Linked DNA regions of Homo sapiens: region 1 is linked to region 2. The links are chromatin loops, found by intact Hi-C in ENCODE. Cell type or tissue: Panc1. All regions are shown on one strand. Each heading gives the region's core, and the rest is flanking DNA. Links, peaks and the distances in the headings are about the cores only.

Region 1 (16,664 bases), core at 8,525-11,024, 62 kb after region 2:
TGCCTCAAACTCTTGAGTAGCTGGAATTACAGGCATGTGCCACCATACCCAGCTAATTTTTGTATTTTTAGCAGAGATGAGATTTCACCATGTTGGCCAGGCTGGTCTTGAACTCCTGACCTCAGGTGATCCACCCGCCTCAGCCTTCCAAAGTGCTGGGATTACAGGCGTGAGCCATTTTGCCCAGCAAAAACACATAATAAAAGCACCTTTTTCATCTCATGCAATCCCTGCTTTAGCCAGTAGTATGGAACAACAAAAATGACCATGCAAGCTAAAACTCTGCAGTGATTTTCATGATCAATGGGAAAAACTATGATTGTCCTGTAGCCTTTAACAAATTTTGTCATAACATTAAATCTTCTCTTACTTTCCATTCTAAATATGTAGAGTAATGAAAAAATAGTAAAGCTCACATTTATTTAGTACTCTGTAATTTAGAATGTTGGAAGTACTGAGAATTAAAGGTTTTTTGTCTGTGTAAAAAACTTATCAAAAATAGTTTGAATGGTGCTTACCTTCTTCTCATTCTATAACTTATGATAGAGCAAGCATCTTTTTCTATGCCTTGGTGAGCTGTCATATCATTTCTAAGTTTCGATTAGTTGCCAATATTGTATCCTTTGTGCCTTCTGTGTCATGAAATATCTCCGAGAGTTCCTTCAGTGAGAGGTTTGTTTTTTTTTTCCTATTGCTGGTGTCACTTCCTCTGGAGCATCTTCATCGTTTCATCACAGTCACTTTCTAACTGGTGTCAGTAAGTTCACCTTCTTTAAGCTTCCCAGGCTGCAGATACAGAGAGTGTCCACATTCCACAGTCAGCTATTTCTACGATCACTCCATTTACGCTTGGTTCAAATTTCACTCCCAGTGTTACCACTTCTCATTCTTTTGCTGTGTTTCATCTGGGCCATTTGCTTCTTATGATTACCTGTTTTTGTAAACTGTCATGTGGGTTTATCCCTGGGAGACAAGGAGACAGCACAACCCCTTGGTTTGCTGTCTGTGAGTGAACTGAATAACAGATGTGCAGTGACCGAGCCTGGACGAACTGAAAGGAGGGACGTGGTTGGCTAATGATGATGATGTACATCCATTATTTATGTAGTGATTTGTGTACTCAAGACTAAGCAGGGAAGTTTCACAGTTAATATACCGTGGAAACTGGAATTTGAACCGTGTTGCTGGGGGACTGGTGTTATTTAAACCATGGTAACTGAAATTTGTGCACACAGGAATTTGTGCAAAGCAAGGACTGCCTGAACATGTTCATTATAGAAAATTTAGAAAAGATAGATAAGCAAAAAAGGGACAACATATCAACTTTTGATCCAGGGGTTGAAAGCTTTACACCTGAGTAGGAAGAGAATCCTTACAGCAGCAGTGAACATTTGTTCTGGACAAATTTAGAAACACAATGTTAATTTTCTGCTCTTCAAGGGTTCAGGGCCAAAAAAGGAAAATCAAATTTAAAGGTTTAGACATCAGAAGGGGATCAGAAGGAGAGGCTACAGGGTACGCCCCCTGCTCCCTTGTAGTTAAGATCAAACCAAAAGAAGAAAACCTTGAGGCAAAAGTTTCATGAACTGTATATCCCTCTGAATATAAGGATTATCGTTTGTACCTAACTGAGGCTCTTCCTGTGGATTTTTAAACTTCCTCTTCTCTGTGTTGTTCAGGGAACCGGCACTGCAGCCCTGCTGAGCCTCAATCCAGGGACAATTCCTAAGCTTCCTTTTCAGGGTCTGGCACTACTCCTTCCCCAGTCTTTGTCTTGGGAATCAAGAAGCTGCTGTCATAGGCTTCATTGCTCACTTAATTGCCTATCCTAGGGCCTCAACTCACTTGACAGGGTATTTCTTCCAAGTAGTTAGGGAAGGAAAGGGACTTCTCATCAAGTGGGCCATATACTCCCTTTTAGCTTATGAAAAACTAGGCTTTTACTTTTTAAATTTTATAATTGAATGTAGAGGCTAGCTTCTTCACGACATCTTTCAGGACCCTGCCTCATCTAACACTTCTCAGGGGGGCCTATGGCATTCTATGCTTTCTGTGGGTCACATGAAATTGACTAGGATTCTTTTTTGATTTGATAAACCCAGTTAGAATGAATATACCTATTCCAGGAATTCTAATCCTCCACCAGAGAAGTTTCAATCACTTTCTTTTTCTTTTGAGACAGAGTCTCATTCTGTAGCCCAGGCTGGAGTGCGGTGGTGCGATCTCCGCTCACTGCAACCTCTGCCTCCTGCGTTCAAGCAATTCTCCTGCCTCAGCCTCCCTAGTAGGTGGGATTACAGGTGTGTGCCACCAGGCCCAGCTAATTTTTATATTTTTTAGTAGAAATAGGGTTTCACCCTGTTGGCCAGGCAGGTCTTGAACTCCTGACCTCAAGTGATCCTCCCGCCTCGACCTTCCAAAGTGCTGGGATTACAGGCATGAGCCACTATGCCCATCCCACTTTCTTTTTCATTTGGGAGGTATGTGAAAAGTCTAAGGACCAAGACAATTTGTGGAAGGCCTAGTCTTTTACTTAATGGCATCATGAAGTTAGGAGTTGGGCAAGCCAACGTTGTGCTATTCTAGAGGTAGCAATTAATTAGTAATGAATTAGATGGGGATGTGGGAGGTCATAACTAATTAGTAAGCAGTAAAGATTGGTAGTGCACCACCATATAGGATAACTTGTGTACACCACCTCACATTTTCTTGGCCACCATTTGCTTTAATTACAGATGTGACAACTAGCTTTGTGCAGGTGTATTTTGATAGTACCTCCATTCAGCTGCATCTGTTCTTATGCCCTGGAACATCACTGATATGGTGGCTACTTAGCTCTCATGCATGCAAAATCTGGAAGGGTTGAGGGATTGAAGATCAGGGGCAATCCTGACTAATAGGGAGATAAAAGCCAGTGGACAAGGGCTACCTCCATCCATTCCTTGGGCAGAAAACACTATGGCATATTCTGTGTTGTGCCATCAGGGAAGAAAGGACTAAGTGGAAGGCCCTGAAGCTGTGGGAACCCCCTCATTTGTCTTTTTGTGACTGAGATAGTAACTCAGAATCAATACCATACCCTGGGAGGAATTGCAGAGGCTAATGTCATCATTAAAGATTTAAAGGCTGTAGGGATGGTGGTCCTTATCATATTCCTATTTGATTATCTGTATGACTTTTATAAAAGCCATAGGGTTATGGCAGATGATGGCCCCAATTACAGACGCTGTGGAGAAATGTGGAGTTTTTCCCTGGGTAGATCAGCACAGCTTTCATTATTCTGGTATAATGTATGTGGTAATTAATCTGGCAAATGCATTCTCTTTAATACCCATGACTCAGGAGGCTCAAAAGTAAGTTCACATGTGGGAGGGATGCAAGTATACATTCACTACCTCGACACAGAGATGTTATCTTACTTTTTGCTGCCATAATATAGTCTACGAGAACATTGATCATTATGGCATTTCACAGAATGTCATGAGGATCCTCTACATTAGTGACATCATGCTAATTGGACCTGGTGAGTAGGAAGTGACAAGTAGTCTGGATGTTCTAATAGGACAAATGCATGCCAGAGGGCAGGAGACAACCCCATAAAGATTAAGGGGCTTTCCAAGTCAATGAATATTTTAGAAGTTCAATGGTCTGGGACTTACCAGGACATGCTTTTTGAGATAAGTGACAAGTAGTTGCACTTCGCATCCTCCTACCACTGAGAAAGAGTCATGGTGCTTGGTAAGCTGCTTAGAATTTGGAGGGAAGCCCTTGGGAGTACTGCCAGAGCAAGAGAGAGCTTTGCAGCAGGTCCAGGCTGGATATAAGCCAACGAGGTTAATGGTGCTAAAGGAGTCTGTTGTGGATAAACAAGGTGTGTGGATATTCTTGCAAACTCCAATAAGAGCATCATAATATACATCAGTAGGGTTCTGGGGCAAAGGACATGCCTTCTGCAGCAGAGAAATAGTCTCCATTTGAAGAGCACCTCCTGGCATGTTCTGGCTTCTAATAGAGAATGAGTACCTGGCTATAGGACATCAAATAATTATGAATAGATGCTACCCATCATGATCTGGGCATGATTCTGCCCTCAGAATCATAAGATCGGGGGATATAGCACCCAGGCATGGCCTTGAAGGGTGTTCCCCTAAAAGAAAGTGGTAAAGGGGAAGTGAGTAAAGCTGAGAACAGTGCAGTGGCAGTTACTTTTTATGGTGGGCGAAATGCCCTGAAGTGGCAATGTACGTAGAGTCTTGGGCAGTGGCAAATGGTTTGGGTCGTTAATCAAGGCCCTAAAAAAGGCAAGCTTGGACGATCAAAGACAAGAAGTGTAAGTAAGAGGCATGTCCATGGACCCATGAAAGTAAGCATAAAGCATTGGCTTTCTGTGTCTCATGGTAATGCCCAGTGAAGAACAGTCATCTGGAGGAGGCCGTCATCAATTGAGTTGACAGATCACTTGTCCTGCAGATTTCAGCCACCCTCTGTCTCAGCCACTCCAGCTCTGTGCAATGGGCTTATGGTGGAGTGGTTATATGGTACAAGGATGGAAGTTATACATGACTGCAATGGCGTTGGATTCCATCTCATTAAAGCTGAGGGCCCAACCTGGCAACAACAGAGACTGATATTAATGCTCTAAATGGCCCCATCACTTGAAGAGACCAAACAGGCACCTAGTAACAGTTTGATTGCATCAAACCCCTTCCACCAGTTGCAGCAATAGGGACTATAGCTTTATTCAGGAAGCTTTCCATATTAAAACCTTTGTAGAGACTGTGGTTGGCCACCACCTTGAGCTCTCTGGTGAACAGGATTTAATAATGTAGGGCATGAGTGGAGCTGAGCAGTGCAGGAGATGTACTCTGTCAGACATCTTGTGTGTACCACTTCACATCTTCACAGCTTCTCAGTGTATATTTTACTCCAGTCATTGCTGCAGCAACTAGTTTTGCACAAATATATTCTGACAGTGCCTCACTTCATCTGCATCACATTTTTCTGCCCTGGGACTTCTCAAATGCTGTGCTGTGAGATGGCTGTGGAAACCCACTCAGGCATGTGTACCTTGAAAGGGCAGGGGAGTTAAAGCCCAACAGGGCATCCCTTTTCTAATGGGGGATGAGAGCTGATAGATAAATGACGGATAAATGAGGCATATTCTACATGGCTCCTCAGAAGGTCTTAGTGGGGTCAAGCCCTAGTCACAAAGCGGTGACCAACTTGATAATGTCCTCTCACAGTGCTGTTCCCTCCTATCCTCTCTTTCCTGGATCATTTCCCAGATAAACTACTGGCACAAACGCTTGTCTTGGGCTCTACTTTTGTGGAAAAATCCAAAATCATCATAATTCCAATAAGATTCTCCAATATAATTCAAATTTCCTCAAGTCTTACCTGTATATTTAGGTACAACGGAGGCACACTGAGGGTAAAGATGAAAATTTCTTGGCTCTTGCTCCGAACTGCATGACCCTAATCTTAAGTTCTTCCTCTCTGGCTTACACGGTCAATGTCCACTGAACGCCCCTCGGCAGTTGTGCCTCAGTACTGTCACTGATGTCTTGGGTGACAATGCTGATGCCTGTGCTGAGTCTGCACTCTCCAGGTGATACCCAGGATGTAGACCCTGACTCTCTAGCTCCTACATGGCTCTGCAATCTCTTGGATTTTCTCTGTGTTGGATCCATACAGCAATAAAAGAAAATTTCCTCTCCCCTTTGGTGTTATACTTAGTTTCTGAGGCCCAATGCACGGTGTGCAACATCCTAGTGTCTCCTTTTGATTTTGCCTATGGCCCAGACAGATCAGACCTAGTTCATGGAGCTGGGCCAGGGAGCGATAGGCAACACAGATCTCAAGCTCTTCCTCCCATCTTCATCTCTCCCAGACACTTCTCAAGCCTTCTCTACTAGCTTCCTTCCAAATAGTCCCAAAATGCAGATAGCCCCTTCCTCAATGGTTATTCCATTAGGGCTTTTCCCTTTGTTTGACTTGTCAGAAAGGCCTGGGACACAGCAGTGGGTGCATCTCAGGAACACATGGAGTCTCTCCACATTTTCCTCTACAATATTACCCTGAGAAAGTCTACTTCATAACTTAAATGTTAATGTTTATATGGAGTGGAATGCCAACAAAAGCCTTCTTGTTGTAGACTGTGATTTCAAATATGACCTGTGGATTTCCAGTCCTCACCAGCCTTTGACTACCAAATAAGGTCATATTTCCTTTTACAATCTAGAGTAATATGGCCCTGAGCCCCCATCCTTTGAACACCCTTCCTCTGTTGAGTTTTCCTCCACAATTGAATTCTGGGAATCCAGGGATCGTTCCCATGCCCCACACACCTGTGCTGTTGGGCATGTTTATCAACCATTCATTCCCCAAGTTATCTGCTTCTCCAGCATCCTTCACTCTCCACACATATCTGCGAGTGAGGAAGGGGCCTATGAACTGAATATAATCAATTTGATAATCACAGCTCTTAGGTTTTATTATTTTTTTTTAAGATAACACAAACCACCCAAAGTTTGAGGGGGGGGGTAACAGTTTGCCATTCCCACACAACCTCACTACTGGGTTACAATGAAAGCAATTCTCAGACCAAATTCTGCTACACAAGCAGGCATTTGCTAAACACACATTCACTAGAAAGTGAGCACAAAATGGCTCATATGACCTATTCTGGAGGCTTGATGAAGTCATAGCCCCTGTCTGGCCTTTTACATGCTCTGATGAACACCTCGCGTGAACTTCTGTTCACTGGAGACAAAAGCCAATACTTCAGAGGCAGGATTCTGTTACCCTTATAGTCAACATCAGATAGCAAGGATATTCCACATCGATGGCTACACACCGATGGCTGCACATAGAGCCTTTTAGCAATCAAGTCTCCCAGAGTAGTAGGCTACCAGATTCCCTGGATTCTAATACTCTGATTAGATGGGGGTAGAGATATTTTAGCCAGTCCACACATTAAGAATTCTTCTAATGTTACCAACAAAAGATCATTTCTGAAATTGGTTAAGTGAATCAATAGAACACGATGTTGCATAACCCCCTTCCTTTTTTTTTTTTTTTTGAGACAGAGTCTCGCTCTGTCACCAGGCTGGAGTGCAATAGCGTGATCTCGGCTCACTGCAACCTCCACCTCCTGGGTTCAAATGATTCTACTGCCTCAGCCTCCTGAGTAGCTGGGACTACAGGTGCGTGCCACCACGCCCAGCTAATTTTTGTATTTTTAGTAGAGACGGGGTTTCACCGTGTTGGCCGGGGTGGTGTCGATCTCTTGACCTCATGATCTGCCCACCTTGGCCTCCCAAAGTGCTGGGATTACAGGTGTGAGCCACCACACCCGGCCAATAAAAACCCATTTTTGATATTCAGTGTGTAAGTTATTCAATGGTGAAGCTTTGACTATTGATTGAGATGCAGACAACAGAAGCACTGGTGGGCGGACTCAAGGTGAAAGTGCCAGCTGACCACCCCTGGCCGCTCCTAATTAAAGCTGCAACTAACTGGCACATATGTAGTATCTCACTGTCTATGTTGAAGTATTTTATAGTACCTTGCTGTCATCACTACAGGTCCTCAAACCTTAAAGTCTAAGGCCCCAAACCTCCTGGACTCCACAGACTGGAGAAGGTGCTCCTCTGCTCAGTGGAAGGCTTACTCATTTCTTAACCACTCCCCTTCACAGAATGTGGTTGACCACTGGATCCAGATAAAGCAATCACAATAGTTCAGTGTTTTACAAACTACAAATTACGAACCATTAACAGGTTGTAGTATCAATTAAATGGGACATGACCAACATTAAAAACAATGAAATAGGAATATATAGACATAGCAGAAAGCATTACATATAATAAAGATAAGTATTGCTTAATGAAATTTTGTTACTGTTAAGATATTTGTTGCGTGTGTTTACTGGAATACAATGTAAAATGTAAAATATCTTTTAAAAAGTCTTTAAAAACTGTGCTTCAAAAAAAGTTGAAAGTACCCAAATTGTTGAAAGTACATTCCACAAGGTTGTTATCATTTACTCTTCAAATACCACTTAAATACCAATGCCCTAGATTCACATTTGGGCAAAACATTTCTCCCCCTCTTCAAGGGCATGGTCCTGGCTAAAGATACGTACTTACATCACTGGCCAAAAGAGTTGGCATCTTAATCTGCACCATCAGCATTCAGATTTATGGTGACTTCACTGCTGTCGCCAAGGACAAGAAATGGGTACTTGCTTTATACTTATGTAACTATGTGATCAATCTTGGTAATTTTCCAAAAATAAGTTCATTCCAAAGAGCCTGAGAGCCTCTCAGCCTCCCCACACTAAAAAACTCTGAGCAACATCCCAATGGCCATTTCAGTAAAAAACAAACAAACAAAAAAGAAAGAAATCCTGTCTTTACCAGGTACCAGCATCATGCCTCACAAATAGTCTGTATTCTGAATACATATCCTAAACCAGATTTTTTTTATATCAAATAAATTGGAGAGAATGGTTGACACTTTTCTGACAATTGCACTGACTCCTTCTTTGCTTAAAAATGGTGGCTTGTGTAGAGAGAAAAATCTGTAATGCATAACCAAGTTCCCTAGTTTGGTCAAGTGTTTTTAAGAACTCTTATTGAAAGGGAGCACTAGCCCAGAAGTAGTTCTTAACTTCCGACAGCATTTTTATTAGCCAAGTCATCAATGCTACAAAGTCCTACATAAGAATTGACAATGGAATTTGCTGGGATGAATATATCTACACGATATTTTAAACTTAAATCTAGTTTTCTTAAATCTAGTTTTTGCTTAGTAATATGAATAAAAATTTGTGGTATTGACTGCTAACACACAAACACGCATTTTAATTTTATTTATTTATTTATTTTTGAGACAGAGTCTCACTGTGTTGCCCAGGCTGGAGTGCAATGGCGTGATCTCGGCTCACTGCGACCTCTGCCTCCCAGGTTCAAATGATTCTTCTACCTCAGCCTCCTGAGTGGCTGGGACTACAGGCACCCACCATCACGCCTGGCTAATTTTTTCATTTTTAGTAGAGACAGGGTTTTGCCATGTTGGACAGGCTGGTCTCGAACTCCTGACCTCAGGTGATCTGCCCACCTCGGCCTCCCAAAGTGCTGGGATTACAGGCATGAGCCACCGCACCCGGCCACACATGCATTTTAAAAAACAATTTAAGAACATCATGTGTTGAGAGTGATGAATGAAAAGCCAGTTTGTTCTACTAGTGGGACATTTCAATGGAAGGATACACAGTTGGTTTAGCTGAGGGGAGAAAGTGCTTAACCACGAGTGGAAACTATTGAAAGGAGCTCACTAAAGATGGTGCATAGTAAGATCATTCTCAGAAACCAGAGGGAAAGGAATTTGTGATGCCTGGGGCAGAAATCTAGGAGAAAAGTGATTTGGAGGGGCCTGGATTGGGTGTATGCAACGGCACTTGTTGAAGAGAAGCAGAAATAACACAACTTGTGATGTGGAAGCCTGTGAACCAGGGTTACAGGAAATGACTCAGAGGGTAATGGTGTTGACTCATGTAAAGTACCAGAACCAAGGAAAGGGCTTGAACACACTAATGAACCACATCGTTCTTGGGGCAGCCACTAGAAGGTGAGAGCCCTCGCTTAACGCATCCATGCAGCGTGAGAAATAACCTATTGAAAAAGCCCTGTCTCCTATTCTAGCAAACAAAATAGCCCAATTCTTCCAAAAGACCTCATAGCTAGCATTTCTTTTTCTTTTTTTGTTAAGAATTACGAAACCGTAAGAAATATTTGCCTTTCATAGTTTGCATTTTTGATGTACACTCATAAAAAAAGGGGTGTTCCCAAATGAAGCACATTTTAGTTTAACATACAGTATGTAGCATATCATGCAATGTATAGTGAGCCTGCTAAGTTTATCTTTGGACACATGTGATCCACCCGCATTGTGTTGGATGCTGAGTGAAGGTGAGTAGGGCAGAGGGCACAGGAAGGAACTTCAGAGAACTAGGGCTGTGTAAGAGATACTCTAATGCAGAGGCGGAGGGCAGCCCACAGCTTCACATTCCAGCTCTACACTTTCCACCTGGGCCGTAGCTTCATTTGCTGGAGATCTAGGGCAGGGATACCCGGAGTTTGATTATTTAAATTGGTTGGATGGTGCTGGCCCCAAATCCCTATTTGATTTCTCAGATCTCTGCTAGTTCTACATAGGATGCGTGGAGATTGAAATGTTAGGTTCCAGACCTGGGATCAAATCCTGACTCTGCCACTTACAACCCAAGACTTTGGGGGCAGTTCAGCAACCTTTCTGTGCCTCAGTTTCCTCAATTGTGAAATGGGGATAAAGACCTATCTCATTAGGCTTTGTTTGTTTGTTTTTTTGAGACAAGATCTTACGCTGTTGCCCAATCTAGAGTGCAGTGGTGAAATCACGGCTCACTGCCGCCTCTATGTCCCAGGCTCAAGCAATCCTCCTGCCTCAGGCTCCCAAGTAACTGGACTACAGACCCATGTCACCATGCCTGGTTAATGTTTTTTTTTTTTGGTAGAGACATAGTCTCACTATATTGCCCAGGCTGGTCTCGAACTGCTAGGCTCAAGCGATCCTCCTGCTTTGGCCTCCCAAAGTGTTGGGATTACAGGTGTGAACCACCATGCCTAGCCCTCATTAGGTTTTTTGTGAGTTTGTGAGTATAAAATTATTCATGAGGATTTACTCATGAATACTCACCAGCTATTATTATTATAATACTGAAGGGAGGCGGTATAGCATAGTAGTTCAAGCGAGGACTCAGAGCCAGACTGTTTGGACCTGAATCCTGGCTGTGTGACCTTAGGCAAGTTCCTTAAATTCCCTTTGCTTCAGTTTTCTTATTTGTAAAATAGGGATAATAGGAGTACTTTCTTCAAAGGAAATAAGCAAAAATAAAAGGAGTGGATATATTTAAAGCACTTAGAACAGTGCCTGGCTTACAATACATGACTGTTTGCTGTTATTACGTTTGTGCTTATTTTGATTGTTTTCTATTTGTGTTTTAAACCTAGCATTGGGCCTGGCCCGTGCTAGGTGCTTATTCAGAGGCTGTTGAATACATGAATGAATGAATAAACGTAGTCCAATTCAGTGAACTGCAGTATACATATTGGCTGTTCATAACATTCCACATTTGCCAAATACACTTGGATTTGTCTGCATCACACACGGCTTTGGACGAAGCACAGACATTTTTAGATACTGACCCCAGCTCCGTCTCCTGTTCTGCCTCATGGTGCTCAGTGGTAAACGGGGAGCTATAGGATATGGGATCATTACAGCCTCGGGAAGCAACGCTAAAGAGTCATCATAAATTTTGAAAGCTTGGGAACCCAAGAAGGAAATACAAATTATAGACGTAATTCCAATTGCCCTCCATCCCTTTCTATGTAAACACTTCTGGAGGAGAGAAACGCCACTGTCATTTGAATGCCTGGGCAGTGCTGCTGGGGAACTGAGTAGGACCCAAGAGCAGAAAAGCTCCCCCATTAACCCAGAGATGGATCTATCTGCCGCCTGGGTGGCAGCAGCAGTTCCGCCCCTTCATAAACATCAAGACACAAAATAATGGAATGTTTAGTCTGAGTAATACATTAAGGAAATCAATTAGGCCCACAGGCAACTTTCTAAGATTTTAATTACAGTACTTAGGGTACCACACTAGAGCAGTTTGTCAGGAACATAATTTGTTAATGAATAACAACTGACACAGTGAATTAGTTGGGATTGTAATTAGCTCTTGCTAGCCATCCATTGGAACCCTGATCAAAGCCAGTCAGCGAAAGGAGAAATCTGCTGTAAATGATAACCTCGACAGCTCTATCTGGGCTGCCTCCTTGATGCCGGTGTACCCAGAGAGGCCTGGTGAAGACCACGTGCATATTTCAGCTCCAGTGTGGTCTTCAGGGGAGCAGCCTCAGCCTCACCTAGGAGCTTATTCGAAATGCAGAATCTCTGGCTCCACCTCAGACCTGCTAAATTGGAATCAGCAGTTTAAGATGCCCAGGTGATTCATAAGCACATTAAAGTTTGAGAAGCACTGAAGGAGCAGAAAGAGCACAGGTTCAAAATCAAACAGATTTTGTAACTCCTGACGCACTCACCTTCTCACTAAAGATGTGTCTGCTGCCCTTGGGTGATTGCTAAGTGATCGCTTTGAGCCTCAGTGTCCTTTTCTGTAAATTGGACCTACTAATACCTAGGCCGCTGAGTCATTGTGATGACTAGCAAAAGCCTGTGCACGTGCCTCCAGGTAGTAGGTGAACAACGGATGATGACATAGGAGAAATTCAGCAAGGCTTCCTGAGGAGTGGACCTGGCTGAATAGCCTTTTTCTCTGACCTGGCTCCCTTTTATGATGTCTTTTCTGAAAAGTCTCTGAGGAGGTGGGTGGATCATGAGGTCAAGAAATCGAGACCATCCTGGCCAACATAGTGAAATCCCGTCTCTAGTAAAAACACAAAATTAGCTGGGTGTGATGGTGCGCACCTGTAGTCCCAGTTACTCGGGAGGCTGAGGCAGGAGAATCTCTTGAACAGGGGAGATGGAGGTTGCAGTGAGCTGAGATCACACCACTGCACTCCAGCCTGACGACAGAGCAAGACTCCGCCTCAAAAAAAAAAAAAAAGTCCCTGAGGACCTTCACCTCTCCAATCTTCCCATTCTACAATGGTGTAGGACCAGGAGAAAAAAGATAAAATATTACAAATAAGTTAGAAGTGTAGAGAAAATATTTTTAAAGATAAAATAATGAAAATAGTAAAATTAGCCGAAGCATATGCTAAAAGTAGACTGAATTGTCTTTAAAATTTTTTGTTTCCATTAGTTATTGGGGAACAGGTGGTGTTTGGTTACTTCAGTTCTTTAGTGGTGATTTGTGAGATTTTGGTGCACCCATCACCTGAGCAGTACACTCTGCACCCAATTTGTAGTCTTTATCCTTCATCCCCCATCCCACCCTTTTCCCGTGAGTCTCCAAAGTCCATTGTATCATTCATATGCCTTTGCATCCTCATAGCTTAGTTCCCACTTATGAGTGAGAACATACGATGTTTGCTTTTCCATTCCTGAGTTACTTCACTTAGAATAATAGCCTCCAATCCCATCCAGGTTGCCGCAAATGCCATTAATTCATTCCTTTTTATGGCTCAGTAGTATTCCATCATATATATATTCCACAGTTTCTTTATCCACTCATTGATTGTTGGGCATTTGGATTGGTTCCACATTTTTGCAATTGCAAATTGTGCTTCTATAAACGTGTGTGCAAATACCTTTTTTGTATAATGATTTCTTTTCCTCTGGGTAGATACCCAGCAGTGGGATTGCTGGATCAAATGGTAGTTCTATTTTTAGTTCTTTAAGAAATCTCCACCATGTGTCTTTAAAAATTGTTTTTAAATATTTCTTTAAAAAGGTGATCACATAAGAAAACACGACTTAATAAGATAAAACACCTGGGAAAACACAGGACCCAGGTTGTTCTATTTCCTCCCATGGGAAGGAGGGTCCCAAGAACGAGGTAGTTGTGAACCCTCCTCTTAAAAGGAGAGGAGGTTCATGCTAGAATCTTGAAGACTGAGAGCCATAGTTGAGGATCAAATTTTTTATGGAACAGTCCTTGGATGCTATACACAAGGAATATATTCTTTATAAAACATCAAAACTTTAAAATATGTATGTCGAAGCCAATTTCTTATAAGAAAAAATTGAGAAAGATATTAGATGTGTTTGCATAGAACATCTAAATAGGGTATTGTCAGTTTTAAAAATGAGAGTTTACTTTTAGAAACACAACTTTTTAATATCAAGTTTGATGCTTGAAATGGCTACACTCAATTCCTGATCAAAAGTTTTTTAACAATGATCTCTTCAAATTTTGGATATTCACCATCAGTGAGAGAATTTGCATGAAGATGTCATAAAATAGTATTTAGATTATTGTTTTACAACAATTCCAAAACTCATAATAGTTGAAATTATAGTTAGGACTATAATAGACCATCCTTTCATTGACAAATTTACTATTGAAATGTCTTGTGATAATGCAAATGCTTTTCAAATGTAATTAACTTTGTCATATCTGGTACTTCAGAATAATAATGTGACTCTCATTTACAGAACTCTCACATATCATTAGAGCAGTTGCCATGCAGATGGCTTGAATGCCATTAAAGTGCACATCAATAACAAATGACCAGAAATTCCAGATATGTTGGCAGGCCACCTCAGGAGCTTGAGGTCCCTGTCTTTCAATGCAGACAGGTGGCACCTTAGTCTGTGTACTATAGACCTTGGACATCAGGAACACAAACTTCTCTATAAGCCCCATGGGCCACTTGTCCATGATGAGCTGTTCGCTCATCCATTAGATCCAGCATTTGATCCAGCAATCCCACACCATTTTAGCTGCTGGTGTGGCTGTCTGGATGGAAGGGCTTCTCCTTGGCTCTGCTCAGTATGTTGAAGCTGAGCCATTATTTCACAGTGGTGCTTATTACACTCCTGCCTACAGTGACTGTGGGGTATACAGACTGATCCCACTAATCTTGAGCCACCCTCTGAAGAGCCCCAAATAAGGCTGCTCATGGTCAGAGGTGACCCATCCAGGGTCTCTGGCAGCCCCAAAGGTTTATGGATTGAAGGTCTTGCGGCACAACTGTAGCCTATTCATGATACATAACTTGGCCAGTTAGAAGGCTTTGTATTACTCAGTGGCAGAAACCAAGCCAATCTCTTTCTCTGTCACTTCTTCAGTTTTTACAAGGTGGGCTCTCCTGCCCCTTCTTCTTTTACTTCCTGCTCTAAGAACTGGTTAAAGGTCTTGGGTCCTTTACTGTGGTGGAAGACACTTACTCATCTCTAATCAGCGTTCTTTTCTCCCAGATGACAACTTGACCCTGTTCATTGTTCTCACTCTGCGCCAAGATGCCTGGATTACTCAGCACTTGATTTGGGGTCAGATGTACTTTTTTTAGTGATTTGACATGCTCCACTTCCTCTAGTAGTCATGGGGTGCTACTTCACATCGGTCTTTCCTTGCAATGCAGTGATAGCCTCCCACCCTGGTGTTTGGGGAATGGAAGAGGGAGAGAGTTAATGACTGGGAAGCAAGAGGCTTTGGCCTCATCTGTATTCTTTATTCCTTACAAGGGCTTTGCGTAGGAGCATCAAGCACTTACTGCTATTAATAAATTCTGTAATTTATTTTCAACTTTGTCTCTGAAAATTAAACAGGATATTATATTGAAGGTTTCAGTTTATGCAACACCATACATTCTATAGTAGATTTTAGGTCATATGCAGAAATTCTAGAGAAGATAAATTGAAAACCGTAGCTTGCCTAACCCCCACCATACCCAGGATATAATAGGGTTGAGAGAGTGCAGATTTAGGAAAAATTTATGGGGATTTCTTTGGAAAGAGTTGTGGCTATGTTGTGAGTCCTCCACAAGAGTTGTGAGTTCTCCATCCAAGGAGGAGGGTTGAAAGGGGAGCTTTCCCCTTCACCTTGTCAAGGAAGAGGAGTTCAAAGGCACCATGCAGTGAGCAGTTAGGGGAACACACGGGCCTGTTGCCTGACCCCCATTCCCCCACCCCACCCAGGATATCAGAGGATGAGAATTGTTCCTTCTGGGGGTTAGTCTTCACTCTCAGATTTTTTCTGGACAAAGACAGAACAATTTATCTGACAACCCTGGGTGGGATCATCTTATCATCTTATCCAATAGGGTTATCAAGTGGGGAGAAATGGCCTCAACCGAGGGTAAGTTGCACTTCTGGATTCCTAGGAGCAGAGGAGAGAGTGAGTAATGCTGGATCAGTGGGCTTTTACTTCGATCAAGGGCATGGCCTGTGGAAGCTTATCAGTGAGCTCCCTAGAAAGCAGCTTTAACATTTCCCATCCCCACTGCCCAAACTGCTTACAATACACCCAGTCAGGGAAGATGTTACCTGTTACCCTTACCTTTTTTTCCTACCACTGACACCTATCCAACCATGCCCTAACCCAGTCTTGAGGGGATCAGGAACTGCCATTGATCAGCTGGGGGAGGGGAACATTGTTAGGTGGAGAAAATGACCGCATTTCCCCCTTTCTCCATTCTCTGCCCCCTCCTCCTAGGAAGGAGAAGAGAGTCATAATTTCAAATGATTTGGCAGCTTTGAGTACTATTACACAAGATTCGACTTTTCAATCACTGAACGTATACTATGTTTGCAGGTATAGATGTCCATCAGACTTGATCAGAAAGTGATCCATAAATCCGAAGATCGCCAGAGTTTTCATCCCATTGAATACCTCTGGAAATTTCCCTTCCAAACTAGTTGTTCAAGTAATTTTTCTATCTGTTTGTGAGTGCACTGAGGGTAGGGATTGTCTTGTTTGTTGTTAAATTCACAACATCAAGCTGAGTATTGAGGACTAACAGGTGCCAGTAAATTAGTTCCTTCCCCATCACTGCATAATCCTTAGCCTTCACTGTTCAGTCTTATCAGGAGAACTTTTGAACAGATCGATTACCTTTTTTTTTTTTTTTTTTTTTTTTTTTGCTGCAAGCTTCATTCCTAGGTTTGTCTCTCCAATTCTAAGAACACTTCAATTTTTAAAACTGTACTGAAAA
Region 2 (16,664 bases), core at 9,339-11,838:
AACATATTACTTTTCCTTGGAAATAAACTGGAAAACAGCAAAAATAGTTAAGAATTCACACAAACACAGGTACAGCATTGACTCTCAGTTAACAGTATGCGTAAAGTGCCTAAAACGCTAAACAAATCTTACAGAACGTAAATACTTCAGTGGAGCTGTTGACAGAGTCACTGCATAACTTCAATACACCCACACATATTTACCAAAAAGCCACAATATTTCTTTAGCTTTCAATAATTCTGAAATTAACTGAGTATTATAAGCCGATTAAGTTACTGGGGCACCAACATTTGTTACCACAAAGAACCAAAGTCAAATAGGCATTTTACGTAGTTTGTCTGAAATCATCAAACAAACTCCATTTTAACTTTCACCCTTCAACTTATTAATGCACATTAAGCAGTAAAGAAATATTCAAGAGAAATTAGATTCTATTAGTACTGTCAGTCCACAGGGTATTGTCAATTACTTCTGAGGACACTGAAAAGTTTCTCATGTATAACTGAGATCTCCTGTACTTTTAAGAAGTTAATCACACAGCATACACCCACATATAAATATTCTGAAATCAAATAATTTTGTACCAAAATCCCAAAAAGGCTGTTTCTTAAAAAATTAAAGATGTACAAAACTTAAGATTAAATGAGATAAGTAAAACGTAACACTGTATCTCCACTCAAAGGAATCCATTGTTTAAATAATCGATTCCATTTACTGACCACCAAGTAAATACATACCATCTAATCTTCACATCTCTGCAAGGCAGGTATTATCCCTATTATACAGAGAATGAAACTAACCGTAATTTGCCCAAGGTCATAGCAAATAAGTTACAAAACCACAAATGGAACTCAGGTCTACTTAACACCAAAGCCCCTGATCTCCACCCAAAATAGAATCAACTACTTTTAAAAATAGAGTTGGGCAGAAAGCTGCTGGTTTAAACTTAGTATTATGACAATCTTGGCGGTGTATTTCCGAACATAAGCAGTAAATTTACACTCACAGCGTTTTTAGATTCTTGGCATAAAGTTGTACTGACCTCAACAGTGTCTCTTTATGCAGTCACAAATACAGAAAAATGTATAATGTGGACTTCTGAAATGTTTAAGGCTTTAACTGCAGAAAGGATTCAAAGTTGTTGTTTTTTGTTTTTTTTTTCTTTTTTCCCCCTTGAACTGCTACTGTTTGGGGCATCGGGGGAGGGTGGCTGCAGCGTTCCAACTCCTACAATTCCAAGATTTCTAACACAGAAAACCCGTTAAATCTGAAGTTTAGTTTGAGCCTGGATGGCTGTGAAGAGCTCTAACAGCTAAAACCATCACCAAAGAGGCCTCAAAGTGCAATCTACGCAAGGGTGTGGGTTTGGTGGCGGGAGGAAGGCAGCAGAACGATTCATTTGCAAATAAAAGGGTAAACAATTCTGAGGGGAAAGGGGCAAATTCATTTTCACCACCACTCACCTCTCGGCGGCAAACGGAACCTGATACTTTTTTTTTTCTTAAGGCTCATCTTCTCGGGTTACCAACTCTGGGAACTAAGCGGCTAACCAGGTCCACACAGGGGTAGTGGCGACGCCTACGTCTCCCTCCCCCACCTGTGCACCCATACCAGAAAGCCAGGCTCTACGGCTGAGACGGCCTGGACCTTCCCATCCCCCTCCGGCCCCGCTAGCACGAGCTCCTAGGCCCAGGCCCGCGGGCGTGCGCTCCACGCCATCTGCCACCAGGCCTTCGGCGTCCGGCCACTGCTTCCCCATTCTCCTGCCACAAAGCCCACGGCCAAGACAGGAGGATCGGCTCCGCTGTACGCCGCCAGGGCCGGCACCAGGACCCAGGGCCCTCATCGCGCCCTCCGGGGCTTCCCCCGCTGGAGCGCGCCGCCCGGCCCCACGAGCTCCTGGCGCTCCCCGCGGCCCGCACGCGGCTGCCCCTGCCCCCGGCCCGCGCGCATACCGTCTCCTCGGGGTCAATGTCTATCTTGAAGGTCTGCTGCTGGAGGGTCTTCAGGGTGACCTGCATGGTGCCGCCGCGCAGCTCGGCTGCCGGGCCTGCGCCGGGTGCTGGCCGCTGGGCGGGGTCTGTGGCCTGGCGGGGCCCCGGGGTCGCCCGCGCTCCTCGCGCTCTGGGGAGGAAGGCGGTGGGGGTGGGGGCTTGTCACATTCGCCCAGCGGAGCGGCCTCTCCCCCAGCCCGTGCCCCGGACCGCGCCGCTGCCTCCGCGACTGCGGCCTTCCCCGCGAACTCGGGCCGCCGTGCTTCCTCACGCGCCGAGCGCCAGCCACGGAGTCTGCAGAAGGCGCGAGGGGGTCGGCGAGACAAGCAGGGAATCCGCTAGCTCACCACAGGATGGTGGCCGCCATCATCGTGACTCGCCGAGACGTGCCCCCTCCCCCACGCGAAAAACCTGGGGGGATGGGGCCGGGCGGGCGAAGCGCGCAGGCGTGGGGTGCGGCGACGCTTTGCGCCGGCGCGGCCGAGGACTCCGCCCCAGAATTGGGGGCGGGGCGGAAGGCGGTCCTGGAATGTCGGCGGCCTGGACCCGGATTACGCAGGCGCGTTCCGTGGGCGGCAAGGGCTCCTGGGGCTTCCTCCTAGCGACTATTGCTGGGGCGTTCTCTCCGGCTGCCGCGGCTCCGCCTCTGTGCAGGCTCCGCCCGGCTGCCGAAGTTACGCAATGTGTAGCCCGGGAAGCGCTTCGTGGAGACCCGGCAGAGTGGATGCGGAGCCCTGGAGCGGGGGAGTAATCGGGGCGGAGTTTAAGTGAAAGGATGGCGGTAACCACAGTCTGGGGGCCAGCACCCGCGGGGCGCTTGCTGCGGGGCTCAGCCCTGGGGGTGTCGACTGATTCTTTAATCCCGACAGCACAGACTCCTGAGCTGGACTGCCCGAGTTCAAATATTGTTTTTTCTCACTAGCCTAAACAGATGGACCGATTTAAAATGAAGGTCAAGTTCTGTCACACCTCGGGGTAGAACTGTCCAGTGTTTCCCCATCTAGCCCCGAGTTAAAGTCAGAGTTATTAGAACGGATGCATTAGCCCCTCGCCTTTCTCCGAGTCGCCTTACTCTCCCCACTGGTGGATTCTAGGTTGCCCCCGGCTCCCTTAACATCCTTGCTCAGATATTGCCTTCTTGGTGAGGTCTGTTCTGGCTGCCTTACTTAAAATCCCAACTTCCTATCTCTGTTATCCTGCTCTGTTTTCTTGTATAGCGGGTATCCCTTTATAATTACCCTGTAATGTACGTATCTCTTGTTTATCATCTTTCTCCTTTTCCTGTGAACCCCAGACTGAAGCTGCACAGAGGCAAAGATTTTGCTGTGTTCACCCATGAACATGCCTGGCACATTGCAGGTGCACGGTAAATATTTGTGGAATGGGTGAATGTGCTTCTGGATCCTCAGCAGTAGAATGAGAATAATAATGTCACTCATTGATTATTGGAGGGGGAAGTTGAATATTGTATGTAAAATCATGATAAACAGTCTGTAAGCAGTTAGCTATTAGTAGAAAGTCCGTTTACAGATAGAAAACTGAAGTACAGAGATGTTGAGTAATGCACCTGGAATAACCCAGCCAGTAGTAAATGGCAAATCCACAATGTGACCTCAGACAGAATGACTCCAGAGTCTGTGTCCCAGGGTGTGCCACTATTCCCCTGTTTTTTGTTTTAAAGATTATTCTTATTTTTTTAAAGCGTCTGACTGTCATCCACGCTGGAGCGCTGTAGCACAAACACGGCTCACTGCAGCGTCAACCTCCTGAGCTCAAGAGATCCTTCCACCTCAGCCTCTTGAGTAGCTGGGACCACAGACACACACCACTGCTTCCCAGCTGATATTTTATTTTTTTGTACAGATATGTTCTCCCTATGTTGCCAGGGCTGGTCTTGAACTCCTGGGCTCAAGTAATCCTCCTGCTTCGGAGTCCCAAAGTGCTGGGATTATATGTGAGCCATCGCTCCCAGCTATTCTCCTCTGTTTTATACTGTGCCTGTGGCACATTTGATTTAGTTCAAGTATAAAACACAGTTCTAGTCAGGCCACTAGCTCTATGACCAATTACAAATTACTTCTCTGGGACAGCATCCTCACTAATACAATGTCACTGCTTGGTTTTCAGTGGCTTCAAGGAGCTTGGGTTTAATGTTTTCAAGAAACTTTCCTTGACCAGCTTCTCCCTCCACTAACCTGATATTTCCCCTTTCACAACACATAACTCCCTTCATAGTAATTAAATATGCAATCTTCTGCCCTCTGTCTTCCTGTATCTACTCGTAGTCACCAGGTGGTTTCATCTTGGCCCTTGTTTTGAAATACCTCCAGCCTGGACCTTTCCCCTTAGCTATAGAGTTAGCCAATTGCCTAAGCAATATCTTCACCTGAATATGTAACAAGCCTCTGAAACTTAATGTGGCCAAAGAGAACAATTGATTTCTCTCTGGACCTCCTTCCCCCCTGCAAACTGCCCCTCTCCCAGTTTTCCCCCATCTTAGTTTATGGCCTCACAGTCTACCCAGGTGCTCAGACCAAAAATCTGGTCTTCATCCCTGATAACTCTCTTCCCTCACTCACCCACTCCCAACCACCACATGCAATTCATTATCAAGCCCTGTCAACCTTATTCTCCAAAGTATATCCCCAAGTCAGCCTTTTTTCACCGTTTCTACTTCTACAGCCCTAAGCTAATCCATCATTATCCTTCACCTGCGTCCCACCTGGTCTCTCCGCTTCCACCCTTTACCCCCAACAGCCTCCCCAGCAGCCAGAGTGGCCTTTTAAACCCATAAATCAGAGCATGTTGTATCTATGCTTAGTATCTCATTACATTTTAGAATAAAAGTCAAACTCTTTACGTGGCCTTGGAGAGCCCACATGATCTGACTCCTGCCAGTTTCTCTGACCTCATCTCTTTCCTTCTCTCACCCACTCATTCACTGTCATCCATTTCCCTTTCAACCCTCAAACAGGTTAAGCTGGTTCTAGCCTCAGGGCCTTTGCACTTGAGGTTCCTTCAGCTTGAAACTCTATCTTCCCAGATCTTTGAACAACTAACTCCTTTTCATCTTCAGGTTCCAATTCCAATTTTACTTTTTTAGAGAGGACTTCTCCAACCAATTTAATAATATATATTAAACATGTGTTAAGCCTTTTTTCTTTTTCTTTTTTTGAGATGGAGTATCGCTCTGCTGTCGCCCAGGCTGGAGTGCAGTGGCGCAATCTCGGCTCACTGCAACCTCTGCCTCCCAGGTTCAAGCGATTCTCCAGCCTCAGCCTCCCGAGTAGCTGGGATTACAGGTGCCCGCCACCATGCCTGGCTAATTTTGTATTTTTAGTAGAGATGGGGTTTCACCATATTGGCCAGGCTGGTCTGGAACTACTGACCTTGTGATCTGCCTGCCTTGGCCTCCCAAAGTGCTGGGATTATAGGCATGAGCGTCCTCGCCTGACCTAAGCCTTTTTTCTAGGCAAGCCACTTACTTTTTAGGGAGAGACACTGACTCTCGTATTCATGACTGTTTTCACCTACAACAGTGCCTAGAACACAGTAGGTGCTCAATAGTGTATGCTGACTGACTCCTAACTCAGTTCTAAACTCCATGAGACAGGGGCTGAGTCAGTCCTGTGCATCTTCTTATCTGAAGGAGCTAGCACAATGTGGATACTCTATACATGTTGTTTGAAAGCATGGTAAGGTCATTTTAGTTATAATTTACAACAGTTGTAAGAAAATGTGAAAATATTTTAAAATATGCTGTACAGTTGTAATATTAAAAGTTTCCTGCTACAACTGTTACTGTCTGCAGAAAAAAAAGGAGAGAGATGCCTTTACATATATTAGTGCATGCAAAAAAAAAAAAGTTTTTTTTTGCTCGTGGCAAAAGGAAAAAAAAAGCCAATGTAGAAAGGGAGGGATTGATTGAAAATAAAAGTCCTCCTCCCACCTCCCTAGAAGTAAGCATTGTTTTGAGTTCTTAGAAACTTTCTAGATATATAAAAGAATATATTTCTCCAGCTGGGTGTGGTGGCTCACACCTGTAATCCCAGCACTTTGGGAGGCCAAGATGGGTGAATCACGAGCTCAGGAGTTCGAGACCAGCCTGGGCAATATGGTGAAACCCCATCGCTACTAAAAATACAAAAGTTAGCTGGGCGTGGTGGCGCGTGCCTGTAGTCCCAGCTACTTGGGAGGCTGAGGCACAAGAATCGCTTGAACCCGGGAGGCAGAGGTTGCAGTGAGCTGAGATAGCGCCACTGCACTGGGCAACAGGGTGAGCCTCTGTCTCAAAAAAAAAAAAAAAAAGAATATGTTTCCACAAATACAGTCATGCGTCACTTAATGAAGAAATTTGTTCTGAGAAGTGTGTCATTAGGCAATTCGGTTGTTGTGCAAACATCGGAGAATGTACATATACAGCCTAGGTGGTATAGCCTACTACACACCTTGGATATATGGTATAATGTATTGCTCCTGGGCTACAAACCTGCACAGCGTGTTACTGTACTGAGTACTGTAGATAATTGTAACACAATGGTAAGTACTTGTGTATCTAAACATAGAAAAGGTATGGTTAAAAAAGTGGTATAAAAAGATTAAAAATGGCACACCTGTGTAGGGCGCTTATCATGAATGGAGATTTCAGGACTGGAAAATGCTCTGGGTGAATCAGTGAGTGACTGGTGTGTGAATGTGAAAGTCTAGAGTGTTACTGTACACTACTATAGACTTTATAAACACTGCACACCTAGGCTACTCTAAAGTGTTTCTTTTTTCAATAATAAATTAGCTTGCTGTAACTTTATGAACTTCTAATTTTTTTTTAACTTTTTGACTGGTAATAACAGCTTATAATACAAACATTGTACAGCTATAAAAAATAAAAAATATTTTCTTTATATCCTTATTCTATAAGCTTTTTTTTTTTTTTTTTTTTTTTGAGACAGGACCTTGCTCTGTCATGTAGGCTGGAGGGCAGTGGCATCATCATAGCTCACTGCAGTCTCGAACTCCTGGCCTCAAGAGATCCTCCCACTTTAGCCTCCCAAAATGCTAGGATTACAAGCACGAGCCATTGCCTCTGGCCATTTTTTTTCTTTTTTTGTTTTTTTACTTTTTAAACTTTTTGTCGTTGTTAAGAACTAAGAAACACACATTAGCCTAAGCCTTTAGGATCATCAATATCACCATCTTGTACCTCCACATCTTGTCAAACTGAAGGGCCTCAAGGGCAGTAACACCCATGGAGCTGTCATGTCCTATGATAACAATGCCTTCTTCTGGAATACCTCCTGAAGGACCTGCCTGAGGCTGTATTATAGTTAACTTTTGTTATATAGGTGGAAGGAGTACACTCTAAAAGAACAATAAAAAATATACTACAAGGCCAGGCGCAGTGGCTCATGCCTGTAATCCCAGCACTTTGGGAGGCCGAGACAGGCAGAATGCATGAGTCCAGGAGCTTGAGACCAGCCTGGGCAACATGGCAAGACCCTTTCTCTACAAAAAATAAAAATTGCCAAGTGTGGTGGCACACACCTGTAGTCTCTGCTACTTGGGAGGCTGAGGTGGGAGGATCACCTGAGGACGGGAAGCGGAGGTTGCAGTGAGCCAAGATTGCACCACTGCATTCCAGCCTAGGCTACGGAGCAAGATCCTGTCTCAAAAAAAAAGTATAGTACAAGCTGGGCACTGTGGCTCACGCCTGTAATTTCAACACTTTGGAAGGCTGAAATGGAAGGATAGCTTGAGCCCAGGAGTTCAAGATCAGCCTGGGCAACATAGGAAGACTTCATCTCTACAAAAAAAATTTTTATTTAATTAGCCAGGCATGGTGGTGCACGCCTGTGGTCCCAGTTACTCTGGAGGCTGAGGTGGGAGGATCCCTAGAGTCCAGGAGGTCGAGGCTTCAGTGAGCCATGATCGTGCCACTGCACTCCAGCCTGGGAGACAGAGTGAGACCTTGTCTCAAAATTTTAAAAGTGTAGTATGTTAGTGCATAAACCAGTAACAATCATTTATCATCAGGTACTACATACAATACATAATTTTATGTGCTAGACTTTTATGTGACTTGCAGTGCAGTAGGTATGTTTACACCAGCATCACCACAAACGTGAGTAATGCATAGCACTTTGACGTTATGACACCCAAGATATCACTAGGTGATAGGAATTTTTTAGCTCCATCAAAATGTCATGCATAAATATGGTTCAGCATGGACTAAAATGTCATGTGGCACATGACTGCAGTTGTGGCAACAGTAGATTTTAGATGTCAATTAATTAAAATGTTTGCACAGTATCATTTTTCTGAAGTACAATGTTAAGATGAAATTTTGTTTTGAATTTCTAGAAAAACTGCACACTAGACGTGCTAGATAATAAGACCTCCACCCCTACTCCAAGACACAAAAACCATCAAGATGAAGCTCTTGTCAGCAAGGCATTGTAGGATAGGCCTGGAGCCTCGCTTCTAGAGCTATTGGGCCAAGATTAAATTCCAAATGCTTCATAACAAGCATTGCTTGCATTTTTGGAAATCCATCAAATGGTTTTAGGGAAGAGGCTGAGCAAGAGAGATACAGCAGCTGCTGACTTAAAAAATCCAGTGTAAAAATGCCAGACTAGACAATTCATTTGTCCAACAAATAATTTTTAAGGATTCAGTAGGAAACAGAACGAAATCCTTGCACCCATGGAGTTTATATTCTAGTATGATAATAAACTGATAATACACTAAAAATAAAAAAATTATACATCAGATGATAAGCACCATTTTAAGAAAATGCATGAAGAGGATGAATAGTGCTCTGGAAAAGGAATATTGCTTTACAGATTGTTCCATTTATGTTTTATTCCCACCCCACCCCCAGTATTATTTTTGTCTCCTTCTTCACCCAGAAATTAGCCCCAAGAAGGCTGATCTGTAGGACTACCGCAATTGGCTTCCTGGGGCATCTCTGCAGGAGATAGGTTTGAGGGAGGAGAGTGAAGTTAGGGAATTTATTCCTCTTTGAGTTTGGCAGTGCACTTGATACAGGGTCATTGCTTCTGAAGGGTGGCTTTTCCCCAGGTGATTCTGGTAACTGCTCCTCACTTTGCCCCCTCAAGCCTAGAGGGACCTTATTTCTCACTCCAGGGAAATGTACTCTCCCTGCAGTTTCCCTGTGCTCTCTCCCACATCATTGCAAAGCGTCTGTTGCGTGAATGTTTTCAGTATATCCATTATTAGTTTCTTAGGGCTGCCATAACAAAGTACCACAGATTGGGTGGCTTAAAATAATCAAAATTTGGCCAGGTGCAGTGGCTCACACCTGTAATCCCAGCACATTGGGAGGCTGAAGCGGGCGGATCACCTGAGGTCGGGAGTTCGAGACCAGCCTGACTAACATGGAAAAACCCCATCTCTACCAAAAATACAAAATTAGCCGGGCGTGGTGGCACATGCCTGTAATCCCAGCTACTCGGGAGGCTGAGGCAGGTAAATCGCTTGAACCCAGGAGGTGGAGGTAGCAGTGAGCCAAGATCACACCATTGAACTCCAGCCTAGGCAACAAGAGTGAAACTTCGTATCAAAAAAAAAAAAAAATATTTTTCACATTTTCACATTTCTGGTGGCTTGAAATTCAAAATCAAGGTGTTGATAGGGCTGTATTCCCTCTGAGATTTGGGAGAATTCTTCCTCATCTCTTTCTAGCTTCTGGTGCTTTTCCAACGATCCTTGGCGTTCTGTGGCTTGCAGCTGCAGCACTTTGGTTTCTGCCTCCATCATAATCTGCCCTTGTGTGTCCACATCCCTATGTCTCTTCTTATGAGGACACCAGTCATATTGGATTAAGGGTCCCTGTCTACTCCTGTATGACTTTGTCTAACTAGTTGTATCTGCAATGACCCCATTTCCAAATAAGGTCACATTCTGAGGTGCTGGGGTTTCAGTTCTCACCATATCTTTGGGAGAATACAATTCACCACCAAAAATAGCAATGTGATGTCTGTTTTTCTGCTGAGGCCCAGATTGATGTACCAGTTAATGAAGAAAAGTCTCCTTAATCAAGTGATATTGGAGTAGTGCGAAGCAAGGAAGCCAGTCATGCCAATGCTAGGGAAAGAGAGAGAACTGAATAAAGGGAACAGCAATAATAGCCGTAAATGTTCATATTTATATAGCACTTATTACGTGCAGATGCCAGGCCATGGTATAGGAGCATCCTTGGTGTATCGGAGGAATAGCAAGGAGGGGAGGTGAAGGAGCCAAGGAAGCAAGGAGGAGAGAGACAAGGGGAGGTGGGACAGTGGGCTGAGAGCCATTGTAAAGGCTTCGGTTTTAGTTCTGAGTAACATAGAAAGTCATTGGAGGGTTTAAGACAGAGAAGTGACATGATCTGACTTATGTTTTGAAAGAATTGCTCTGATTACTGTATGGAGAATTCCCTAGAGGAAGGCAAGGATGGATGGAAAGAAGCCAGTTAGGAGGTTATTGCAATAATTCAGAAGAGAGTGGTGACTCATATCAGGGTGGAAGCTGTACAAGCGGTAAGAAGCGGTTGGGTTCTGGATTTATTGAAACTACAGCTGACAGGCTTTGCTGATGGAATTGATGTGGTATGTGAGAGAAAGAGGCTCATGGAATGCACGTTCATGTTAGGAAACTTCCTAGGCATTTTCTGATCCTCCTCACTCACATCTGTCTACCCTGACTCACAGTGTTCTGCAGACATCAATCTATCCAGCAAATATTCTCTGAGCACCTATTCTGTACCAGGCATTGTGTCAGAAATACGATAATAGGCAAAGTTTGATTCTGGATCCTATTAAGGAAAATAAGTGTTTCACTTAACCGCTTCTTGTAGGCAGAACACACACTGCATAAATTTATTTAATATAGTTGTAGTCTTGGCGTCCATTTTTAGGCTTGACATAAGTTGTTTGAAACCCAGTTGTACCCTATCACCTTGGGCTTAATTAAAACATCCCCCCCGGCCGGGTGCTGTGGCTCATGGCTGTAATCCCAGCACTTTGGGAGGCTGAGGTGGGAGGATTGCTTGAAGCCCCGAGTTTGAGACTATCTTGGACAACAGAGCAAGACGCCATCTCTACAAAAAATTTAAAAATTAGCCAAGTGTGGTGGTGTGTGCCTGTAGTGGCAGCTACTCAGGAGGCTGAGACAGGAGGGTTACTTGAGCCCAGGAGGGCTATGATCATGTCAGTGATCTATGATCATGTCACTGCACTCCAGCATGGGTGACAGAGTGAGATCCTGTCTCTAAAACAAACAAACAAAAACAAAACCTCAAAAATTTCCCCTTGTGGTTGTTTGAGATATAGCCTTTCTGCTCCCCATCTTGCTAACCCCAATCCCAGCAGGTTCCACAGATGCTGACCATGATAAAACCTAATGGTCAACACCACGGGCAAGTAAGTAGTTTCCCCTTTTGCATTTGTTTTCTTTAAACTAGCCAATCCCCAGCCCTCTTCACCAAAGCCTAAGGGATAGTGATCATGGACCTTAATAAAGGCATAGCCTCCCAGGTCCTCTCTCTCCCTCCCTTCTTCTCCCCCTGTCTTCTTTCTCCCACTGCACTCCTTCTCCCTCCTTCTGTCTCCTTCTTTCTCGCTCTCCCATTTTCCCTCTCTGTCTCTTTCTCTCTCCACCCACTGGTTGAGCTCTCTGCCACCTCCAGACTTTCTCAGCACCCCTAATACCTCTGGGATCTATAAGTAATAAATTTATTCTGTTTCGTGCATTTTGGCTTCACTTCCTCGTTGTGTCTCCCCTGACCAACACACCAAAGCTAACTTCGCCCCAGTCAGGGCTCTTCTAGAGAGTGGCTATCTTGGCTTGTGGCCATTGTCAAGAGAGAGAGCTTCAGACCAAATTAGAAAGAAACCGTAACAATAGAAGTCACAGTACCTGCCTAGTCATTGAGCTATTGTTCCTTTTCCCATTGTTAATAAGTAGATTGGTGATTTATGACATACATTTTATGCTCATAGAACCTCTTTCCAAATTCTAGATGCTTGTAGAGTGGTGACATTTTGTAAAGTATAACAACAGTGCCTTATTGTAACAAAAATGTTCATTATTGAAAGCATTTCAGCATCCCACAATTAAACACTTAAAAACAGTTTCAGCCTGCAACAATTAAACTTTAAAAATACCTTTTGTCAGACTGTGCATCATGTCTCACGCCTGTAATCCCAACACTTTGGGAGGCTGAGGTGGGAGGATCACTTGAGTGATCCAGCAGGAGTTTGAGACCAGCATGAGCAACATAGGGAGACTCCGCCTCTACAAAAAAATAAAAAAAAATTAGCTGGGTGTGGTGGCACATGCCTGTGATCCCAGCTACTGAGGAGGCTGAGGTGGAAATATCACTTGAGCCTGGGAGGTTGAGGCTGCAGTGAGCTGTGATCGTGCCATTGCACTCCAGCTTGGGTGACAGCATGAGACCCTGTCTCAAAATAAGAATAATAATAATAATAATAATTTTTTTTTTTTTTTTTTTTTATATTGTTATAATTGTGCTATTTTATTTTATTTTATTTATTTATTTATTTATTTATTTTATTGATCATTCTTGGGTGTTTCTCGCAGAGGGGGATTTGGCAGGGTCACAGGACAATAGTGGAGGGAAGGTCAGCAGATAAACAAGTGAACAAAGGTCTCTGGTTTTCCTAGGTAAAGGACCCTGCGGCCTTCCGCAGTGTTTGTGTCCCTGGGTACTTGAGATTAGGGAGTGGTGATGACTCTTAACGAGCATGCTGCCTTCAAGCATCTGTTTAACAAAGCACATCTTGCACCACCCTTAATCCATTCAACCCTGAGTGGACACAGCACATGTTTCAGAGAGCACAGGGTTGGGGGTAAGGTCACAGATCAACAGGATCCCAAGGCAGAAGAATTTTTCTTAGTACAGAACAAAATGAAAAGTCTCCCATGTCTACCTCTTTCTACACAGACACGGCAACCATCCGATTTCTCAATCTTTTCCCCACCTTTCCCGCCTTTCTATTCCACAAAACCGCCATTGTCATCATGGCCCGTTCTCAATGAGCTGTTGAGTACACCTCCCAGACGGGGTGGTGGCCGGGCAGAGGGGCTCCTCACTTCCCAGTAGGGGCGGCCGGGCAGAGGCACCCCTCACCTCCCGGATGGGGCGGCTGGCCGGGCGGGGGGGCTGACCCCCCCCACCTCCCTCCTGGACGGGGCGGCTGGCCGGGCAGAGGGGCTCCTCACTTCCCAGTAGGGGCGGCCGGGCAGAGGCGCCCCTCACCTCCCGGACGTGGCGGCTGGCTGGGCGGGGGGCTGACCCCCCCACCTCCCTCCCGGACGGGGCGGCTGGCCGGGCAGAGGGGCTCCTCACTTCCCAGTAGGGGCGGCCGGGCAGAGGCGCCCCTCACCTCCCGGACGTGGCGGCTGGCCGGGTGGGGGGCTGACCCCCCCACCTCCCTCCTGGACGGGGTGGCTGGCTGGGCGGGGGGCTGATACCCCCCACCTCCCTCCCGGACGGGGCGGCTGGCCGGGCGGGGGGCTGACCCCCCCACCTCCCTCCCGGACGGGGCGGCTGGCCGGGCAGAGGGGCTCCTCTCTTCCCAGTAGGGGCGGCCGGGCAGAGGCGCCCCTCACCTCCCGGACGGGGCGGCTGGCCGGGCGGGGGGCTGACCCCCCCACCTCCTTCCCGGACAGGGCGGCTGGCCGGGCAGAGGGGCTCCTCACTTCCTAGTAGGGGCGGCCGGGCAGAGGCGCCCCTCACCTCCCGGACGGGGCGGCTGGCCGGGCGGGGGGCTGACCCCCCCACCTCCCTCCCGGACGGGGCGGCTGGCCGGGCGCGGGGCTAACCCCCCCACCTCCCTTCCGGAGGGGGCGGCTGGCCGGGCGGGGGGCTGACCCCCACCTCCCTCCCGGACGGGGTGGCTGCCGGGCGGAGAGGCTCCTCACTTCCCAGACGGGGTGGCTGCTGGGCGGAGGGGCTCCTCACTTCTCAGACGGTGTGGCTGCCGGGCGGAGGGGCTCCTCACTTCTCAAACGGGGCGGTTGCCAGGCAGAGGGTCTCCTCACTTCTCAGACGGGGTGGCCGGGCAGAGACGCTCCTCACATCCCAGACGGGGCGGCAGGGCAGAGGCGCTCCCCACATCTCAGACGATGGGCGGCCGGGCAGAGACGCTCCTCACTTTCCAGACTGGGCAGCCAGACAGAGAGGCTACTCACATCCCAGACGATGGGCGGCCAGGCAGAGACGCTCCTCACTTCCCAGACGGGGTGGCGGCCGGGCAGAGGCTGCAATCTCGGCACTTTCGGGGGCCAAGGCAGGCAGCTGGGAGGTGGAGGTTGTAGCGAGCCGAGATCACGCCACTGCACTCCAGCCTGGGCACCATTGAACACTGAGTGAACGCGACTCCGTCTGCCATCCTGGCACCTCGGGAGGCCGAGGCTGGCGGATCACTCGCGGTTAGGAGCTGGAGACCAGCCCGGCCAACCAATAATAATAATTATTATTATTATTATAATCTTTGTCTTCTTAGACTTCGGGCTTCTTCAACCTCCATCCTGCTGCTTACAGCTCAAGTTTCTCATCCTTGTAAATCTCTTATTTGTTGTTCAGTCACTGTGTAAGTTCAGGTACCTGGGAAGCAGACACCAAAACAGTTAGGAATAGTAGTCTTTTTTTTTTTGATGGTTATCAGTTGTGAAAAATAGAAGGGAGGAAGCAGGATTTGGTAAGGAAAGCCTTTAGACAATGGTGATAATATTTCCTTTGAAAGGAAAGTAGAAAGGAAGCACAATTGGGCAGAGAGAGAGAGTCAGACTGTGATGTAGATCAGACAGTTTCAACCAACCTAATGGGCAGGTCTGGAGTCAACACTGCCCATCCCAGCAGTCAGTGGACAAAACTGCCAGATTCTGGTGTTGTCACCATGCTCAGTAGCTAGGGGCTGCCCTGAAAGAGCTGCCAGTTAATTGTGCTTCTCACAGCTAAGTTTTGCTTTTTTGTTTCTTTGGAAGTGCAGTCTGAGCAGTTCACTTCCCTAGCTGTCATGGGGATGCCACTTGCACCATGCCAACCCCCCCTGCAGTTATCTGCCCTCTCCTTAACTTGTCCTAATCTTTGTTCACATCCCACCTTCTCAATGAACCCTACCCTGAGCCCTTATTTCATACAACAAAATGCCCAACACTTCCCAGTGCAGCTTTCTCCAATGCCCCTTAGCCTGCTTTTCTTTTCCCTCCCTTTAAACTTATCTTCTAACACACTACATCATTTATTTATTATATTTATTGTGTAGTGTCACCTCCCCTGTTAGAAGACAGAGATCTTTGTCACATTCTTTAAGCACCAGGAAGTGTACTTAGTGAAGTACAGAAGTGAAGCAGAGAATGAGCTCAATTAATAATGAAAGGAAAACTTAGCCATCAAAACAAAGCAAACTGAAACACGATGATATTGTTATATAAAAAAATTAAACAATCAAGACTTAATAACCTGCAATAATATCAAAAGTGGATTGAAATGGTGTTTTCATAGTTTTCTGATGAGTTTACACTTGTTACAAGCATTTGGAAAGCCACTTAGCCGTACAGGTGGTTTTTAACTTCCAGAATTTTAATTCTTGTACACACCAAAGTCTTGCCAATTATACATGAATAGCCCTAAAACTAAGCCATTCTCATCTTAGCTACCTAACTATGATTTGGAAAATTGGTTTTATGGTGCAGTCAGCGAGCTACTGGGGCAAAAGTCTGGCATTCACATTTTTTATGTTTAAACAACACCGTTTACGCAACTCAACATTCCTTTTTCTCATTTGAACTGATTTTCTCAGTAGTTTTGCAAGAGAGAGTAGAAAAGTTGTTCACAATAAATTGTGAAATAGATCTTTTGCTAAAGTTCAATATGTTTAAATAGTTTTTTTCTCCCTAACATTCTTTTTCTCATTTTTTTTTAAATTTTCAGCTAAAGCTGATTTTAATACATGATATATTTCAAGTATTCCTGGCATATCTTTGGAGCTAAAAATCATGGCTGGCCTTTTGTTGAAATTGTGTTTATTTGTTAATAAACTTATTATCATTTATTCTCCAATGTTTCTTGGGATGTGGTGACATGTCAGGCCCTATGTTGGGTGAGTCTTTGAATCTCTGACCTGAGGAGCCCTACCAAGAGAGATAAATAAAAACCTGTGTTATGTACCGGGACTAAGGAATGTTCCAGAAAGCTTGTGAGACCTGATAGGCTCTGGGTGGGGTGGGATGTGGACAAGGGACTCATCATCTTTCCAGCTCTCCCTATATCCTACTTTTACAGCTGGTTGTCTAGTAAATGTTTTGGATACGTGCTCTGAAAATTGTATTAGCATTAGAATACTATCTTCTCACAAAATAAATTCTGAGTAAATTAGTACAGTTATGTGGGCTTCTTGTTGGAAGAACTTTATGTAGAGTACTACATTAAAAACAAACAAACAAACAACTTTATGACTGGGAGCGGTGGCTCACGCCTGTAATCCCAGCACTTTGGGAGGCCAAGGCAGGCGGGTTTGTGACCATCTTGGCCAACATGGTGAAACCCTGTCTTTACTAAAAATACAAAAATTAGCTGGGCGTGATGGTGGGCGTCTGTAATCCCAGCTACTTGGGAAGCTGAGGCAGGAGAATTGCTTGAACCCG

What was found. Hi-C counts contacts between places; a loop is a spot of excess contacts. Peaks named below come from ENCODE experiments on the same cell type or tissue, not always from the same donor. Only the 100,000 strongest peaks of a DNase experiment are listed, where the experiment ranks them.
Region 1: a loop joins it to region 2, with 3 times the contacts of the local background. A loop is called at or near these places in 8 of 110 quality-filtered maps.

What each region holds. Positions count from the first base shown.
Region 1 is chr9:107,206,589-107,223,252 of GRCh38, reverse strand. LOC107987110 (a long non-coding RNA gene) reads right to left here and starts at 1,016. Exons shown (of 3, transcript XR_001746873.2): 1 at 519-1,016. RefSeq lists an enhancer at 4,037-4,096. In Panc1, for the core only: no CTCF peak of the experiment used is centred there; a DNase peak (open chromatin) is centred at 9,542.
Region 2 is chr9:107,268,987-107,285,650 of GRCh38, reverse strand. RAD23B (RAD23 nucleotide excision repair protein B) reads right to left here and starts at 2,372. Exons shown (of 10, transcript NM_002874.5): 1 at 1,956-2,372. The coding sequence starts at 2,021. RefSeq lists a silencer at 1,834-2,393 and an enhancer at 2,884-3,043. In Panc1, for the core only: no CTCF peak of the experiment used is centred there; a DNase peak (open chromatin) is centred at 10,530; H3K27ac peaks cover 310 bases.